Regions from separate parts of the Homo sapiens genome. Here region 1 is linked to region 2. Evidence: read pairs that join two places in POLR2A ChIA-PET (ENCODE). Cell type or tissue: HepG2. All regions are shown on one strand. Links, peaks and the distances in the headings refer to the core of each region. The heading gives the core; the rest is flanking DNA.

Region 1 (2,924 bases), core at 100-2,599, 64 kb before region 2:
TAGGTACATATTTCAGGACCACAGGGAAATCTATGAATTCAGAAATGGACCGTTCAATTACGTGACATTAGTCAGAAATAGGTTGTTCTAAATTTATGGATTTAAATGTGTCAAGGAGAATTAATTCTCTCTGTGGAGGACTAAGCTAATGTTTTTTCCCTTCATTTTACTTCTCCCAATACTAAGATGAACATATGTTTATAATAGAAATTTTTGAAACATAGAAAGGATAAACGAAAATTTATAATTATTTTTGAATCATTCAAATGTACTCTATAGTTTTGTATATTTACTATATAATTGTTACAAATTAGAATCATGTTGGATATATAGTTTTGTTTCCTAGCCTTTTAAATATTATGTTACAAAGATTTTACAACTGCATAAATTATAATTATAATTTAGTTAGCCATTCTTATTGAATAGTTTTCAATATTTCAGTATTATTAATAATACTGCACAAAACATACTCATACCAAATCTTTGATAACATCTCTGTTTATTTCCTCAAGCTAGAGTCCTAGAGGGGTATAAAATGTTTCTAGTTCCCTGACATGTTGTCATATTGCATCCCAGAATAACTGTACCACTTTACACACCCACAGGAATATATAAGAGGATTCTCCTACTCCATTCTTATTTCTGATTTCTTACTCTCTTACTCCATTCTTATCTTCATTATCAAGGGGTTTTTTTGGTTGTTGTTTTTAAAAAAAACATTGCCTATCTGATATGCATAATTTTTTTTCCACCTTAAGTTGAGCAATAAGGTTTGTGCTATTAGGCATTTTTTTTTTCTTTTTTCCTTTTTTTTTCTTGTTTTTGAGACTGAGCCTCACTCTGTCGCCAGGCTGGAGTGCAGTGGCCTGATCTCGGCTCACTGCAACCTCCGCCTCCTGGGTTCAAGTGATTCTCCTGTCTCAGCCTCCCGAGTAGCTGGGATTGCAGGCACGCGCCACCACACCCAGTTAATTTTTGTATTTTAGTAGAGACAGGGTTTCACCATGTTGGCCAGGATGGTCTCTATCTCCTGACCTCATGATCTGCCTGCCTCGGCCTCCCAAAGTGCTGGGATTACAGGAGTGAGCCACCACGCCCGGCAGCTATTACGCATTTTTAAGGGGTGCACCGTGCATTGTTACAGAGGGAAGGAAAACACTCGGGCCGAATTGCTACTCAGGGAAGCCCAGGCCTGGTCACCTTGGGGAAGGCTATGAAGGGGGCTCCCAGCACCCCCTCCCTTATGCCTGGTTGCCTCCCATAACCACCCTGCCTTGGGGGCCCCAGCTCTTTTATGCTTTTTACTCTCAATCTTATTTTGCTCTCATGAAAGGATTGAATAGATATGGGTAAGGCTAAATTCCTTAACCATCGATGCACATTTAAATTATGTTTTGTTTGTTTTACTTACAAATACAATGATATGTTTCTTCTACCATACAGGGTCCTGCAGATCTTTGAGCGTTAAGACAAAACCTTTGTCCTGAAAGACTTCGTGAGCTGGTCCTGAGAGACTGTGGCCAATGCCAGTGTGTTATCTATTTCTGAAATCCGAACTTCAGAATGAACGGAAGGGAGTCAAAAACCCTGCCTCAGCATGTCAGGCAAACCTGTATATGAGAGCTGCGAGTTTGTTTTGTTGATTAGTTGATTGGGGCTGTGGTTGTGGGCATGGTGGCGTAACACATTCTTTGTTCTCGTCTACCTTTGCTCCCTTCCCTTCCTAAGTTACAGAAATAATACATGCTTGTTTGAACGCGCATTTGTTACAAGCATGTGATTTTTTTGTATCTTAAAGTAATACCAAAGGAAATAAAAGTTTTTCCCTTACCCCATCATTATCCCTCCAAGGTAACCATGTTAACAGACTGGTATGTGACCCTCCACACCTTTCTTCACACTTACACAACACATACCAACAAAAGTACATAGCTGGGGCTGGGTGCGGTGGGTCACGCCTATAATCCCAGCACTTTGGGAGGCCAAGATGGGCAGATCACTAGGTCAGGAGATCTAGACCATGCTGGCTAACATGGTGAAACCCCATCTCTACTAAAACTACAAAAAATTTGTATTTTTTGTATTTTGTATTTGTGGTGGCACACACCTGTAGTCTCAGCTACTTGGGAGGCTAAGGAAGGAGAATCACTTTAACCTGGGAGGCGGAGGTTGCAGTGAGCCGAGATCGCTCTGCACTCCAGCCTGGGCGACAGGGCAAGACTCCGTCTCAAAAAAAAAAAAAAAGTATGTAGCTGGAACTGCGCATTCATTTTCCTTTTACTATTATGCCTATTGTGATTGCTATGATTACTATTATGTTCATTACTCTCCAGCTTGTTTTGCTAACTTAACAATACTTCATGTACATCATTTTAAGTCAATGCACACAAACTAACTTATTCCTCCTCCCTTTTAAAAATAGACAACTCTTAATTGAATAAAGTAATAAATGCACATGATACAAAGTCAAACACTACAAGAGAATACAGTGAAAATATTTGTTTGCCTCCCAACCCAGACTCTCAGTACCCTCCCCAAGGGAACTGACTATGTAGAGTAACAAGACATGAAGAAGGAGTTTTTCCTTTCTCCCTGGAAGTGGAAAATAGGACCCAGTGCTAAGGACAGAGAGGCACAATGACTTTGCATTCTAAAGAGTCCTGCCAATATTCGGGACTGGGCACCTTCCCCAGAGTTTAGTAAATCAGGCAGAATTGCCTTCCTACCACTAGCAGGCACCCCATCTAAAACTCCGTAGTGTATAAGGAAAGGTGCTGGGGAGGCGAGAGAGGAAACGTGCCATTACTTTGATTGTAGGTCTCAAGAGGAGAGAAAAGACATTTTTCTCATGCATGCTGTCCCTCTCATCCCCAAAGCCAAGTCAAGGGGGACGGTCCCAAGGGAAGCACAGGGGTTGGGTCTAG
Region 2 (2,924 bases), core at 103-2,602:
ATCGCTTTTATTTCGTTAGGAACAGTTATAGGTTATTATTCAAATGTTATGGAAAGCTTTCAAGTAAGGAATATGTAATTCTTTGTGATATTATAAACTTAATCTTGTTTTAGCATCGACAATAATGGTTTTATTGTAAAACTATGTGAAAATTCAGCAGGTGTCTACATGTTTGTCCAGATAAACATATGCATATGTTTATATATATTTATATACATATGTTTATAAATACACAGATAAACACATATTTTATATACGTTATATATATATATAAATATGTCCACATTACTTGGAGATTTATATTATAAGTAATACTTAAATTTGCACTTCATTTTCTCTTTTTTCTTTATAGTTTCAGACTCTCTGGCTCAATCTGTAGTTCAGCATCTAAGATGGATAATGCAGAAGGATCTTTTGGGGCAAGATGTTTTTCTAATAGGACCTCCTGGGCCTCTTCGACGCTCTATTGCTATGCAGTACTTGGTGAGCAGTTAATTCTTGTCAATTTCTAAGGGTCTTAACTTTGTAAGCTATGAAATAAAATAAGATTAAGAATTTATAAAAAATATCAGAATTAGTCATTATTTGAAACAAATGCTGACATCAAAGGGTGATTTGTTTATAAAGTGTTTGGCATAAGTTATTTGGGAGTCAAATGTATAGCTTTAGCAAATTTTCATAGCTGTAGCAAATTTTTACTGTAACTAGAAAGTCCCCCACTTCCAGTAGAAAAGAGATATAAATTCAGGCAATGAGTAGCAGATAGAATCAGCAAGTCTGAAATTACAAAGCAAAACTTGGTATTATACTGCTTAGTGAACATTCCCTTATCTCAGGCTCACATTTTAAAAAGCCAAACAATTCCCTTGACTTTTGGAAGTTATGCAGTCTTTAAAGGAAGCCTAAGGTCTGTAGAGTATCTCTTCTGTGTTATATATCTCCTTGTTTTTTCTTTAAATAGATGAGAAAACAAGTTCACAGAGGTTAAATAACTCACTCAAGCTTTATCCAGCTGGTAAATAATAGAGCTAGAGTTGAAATCCCATGTTTCCCCTTTCTGACATGTTGTCCTCTTAAACATTTGCAGTTCTTTGAGAACTGTTGTTAAGTGAACTGAAGCTCAAATCTCAACCCAAATAAGAAAATTTACAAGTCTTGACCAGGCACAGTGGCTCACACCTGTAATCCCAGCCCTTTGGGAGGCTGAGGTGGGTGGATCACCTGAGGTCAGGAGTTCGAGACCAGCCTGGCCAACATGGTGAAACCTCGGCTCTACTAAAAATACAAAAATTAGCAGGGTATGGTGCTAGGCGCCTGTGATCCCAGCTACTCGGGAGGCTGAGGCAGGAGAATTGCTTGAAGTTGGGAGGTGGAAGTTGCAGTGAGCCAAGATCGTGCCATTGCACTCCAGCCTGGGTGGCAAAGTGAGACTCCGTCTCAAAAAAAAAAAAAAAAAAAGAAAGAAAATGTACAAATGTTTTCCGCTATTTTGTCAGTATTGGTAGGCATTACCCTAATGATTAATGAAAGAATGCCACCAGATGAAGCTGTGTTCTGAAGACATTTTTTAGGATGAAGAGAAAAACCTTATTTAAAGATTCCTTGTATTATTTGCTATGAAATGATTGATTTCAATGCTATTGAAATCTACCTTGTACACTCTTTTATTTCAGTGGCGAATCTTCTTTGGTACTTCAAAAATCATGTGGGGCAGAAATAATAAATACATGAATAAATCAGAGCCTAACTCGCACTAGCTCATTTATCTTTTATTTATCCCTAGAACTAGTTTGTGAGGTAAAACGTGCCACTGTAGAGCCATCCTCACTTTATTAATATGTAAGGTAAAAGTGTCTTATCTAAGAATGCGAAGTCAGCTACTGAGAATTACAGATCTAGAGCCATTTTTGTTGTTGTTTTTTTTTTTTGTTTTTTTTGAGATGGAGTCCCACTTTGTCGCCCAGGCTGGAGTGCAGTGGCTTGATCTTGGCTCACTGCAACCTTTGCCTCCTGGGTTCAAGTGATTCTCCTGCCTCAGCTTCTCATTAGCTGGGACTACTGACGCATGCCACCACACCCGGCTAATTTTTCATGTTTTTAGTAGAAATGGGTTTCACCATATTGGGCAGGCTGGTCTCCAACTCCTGACCTTGTGATCCATCTGCCTCGGCCTCCCAGAGTGCTGGGATTACAGCCACCGTGCCCGGCCAAGCCTTTTTAATTTTAAGATGTGCACTTGCTACCTTGCTTATTTCAAAGACCACAATATCTCACTGAGATTTTGTTTTTGGCAAGGCTTTGAAGCTTATTGAGAATGTGAAATGAGAAGGGCTAAGAGATTATGAGAAGCCTCGTTGGTTCAAAAATGCAACATAGATTTGTAAGTGTGAAACCTGTATCTTTAAAAAAGAAACCAACAACACCCCCAACTTTAAATTGTGGAATGGAGCTGAGGCAACCATAGGCTGTGGATATACATAAGAAAACTTAATACTAGCTTAAGCCTCCTTGCAGTGAGTACTATTGCCCCTAAGAATAACAGCCTATGTATAGTGATAGCCAGAGTGGATGAGATCTTTAAAGGCAGAAAATCTGGGGCAAGCATGGTAAACCATGAGAAAATAAATAGGAATAATTTCATAGTTGTGTTTATTTTATACTTATATAAAAGGACTTTTGTAGTTTGTTCAAAAAAATCATACCACTGCTGCCTCCTCCATCTGCTGCTCCTGGGGCTGTTTGTGAATGTACTCATGCCTCTTTCGTGAATCAGCACCTGGGGAGACTTTGGTGCTTGTCACGGCCAATGAAGAACAAAGGAAGCTGAGGATAATGATCATGTAGCAGTTCAGGGTGTAACTCTGTGCAGTTTAACAATAAGAGGCATATATAACTTTGTCAACTAATGGAAGCCTATTGTAATG

The links. Peaks named below come from ENCODE experiments on the same cell type or tissue, not always from the same donor. Only the 100,000 strongest peaks of a DNase experiment are listed, where the experiment ranks them.
Region 1: POLR2A ChIA-PET joins it to region 2 with 5 read pairs; 7 of 35 experiments call an interaction of 5 or more read pairs at or near these places.

Annotation. Positions count from the first base shown.
Region 1 is chr13:41,973,435-41,976,358 of GRCh38, reverse strand. The region is part of intron 2 of VWA8-AS1 (VWA8 antisense RNA 1); the gene reads right to left. LOC105370176 (a long non-coding RNA gene) reads left to right here. Exons shown (of 3, transcript XR_941905.3): 3 at 1,444-1,520. Among named protein-coding and RNA genes, the nearest start is that of VWA8-AS1, 14 kb to the right of the region's middle. In HepG2, for the core only: no CTCF peak of the experiment used is centred there; a DNase peak (open chromatin) is centred at 1,658; H3K4me3 peaks cover 455 bases.
Region 2 is chr13:41,909,597-41,912,520 of GRCh38, reverse strand. VWA8 (von Willebrand factor A domain containing 8) reads left to right here. Exons shown (of 45, transcript NM_015058.2): 3 at 353-483. Among named protein-coding and RNA genes, the nearest start is that of VWA8, 50 kb to the left of the region's middle. In HepG2, for the core only: no CTCF peak of the experiment used is centred there; no DNase peak of the experiment used is centred there.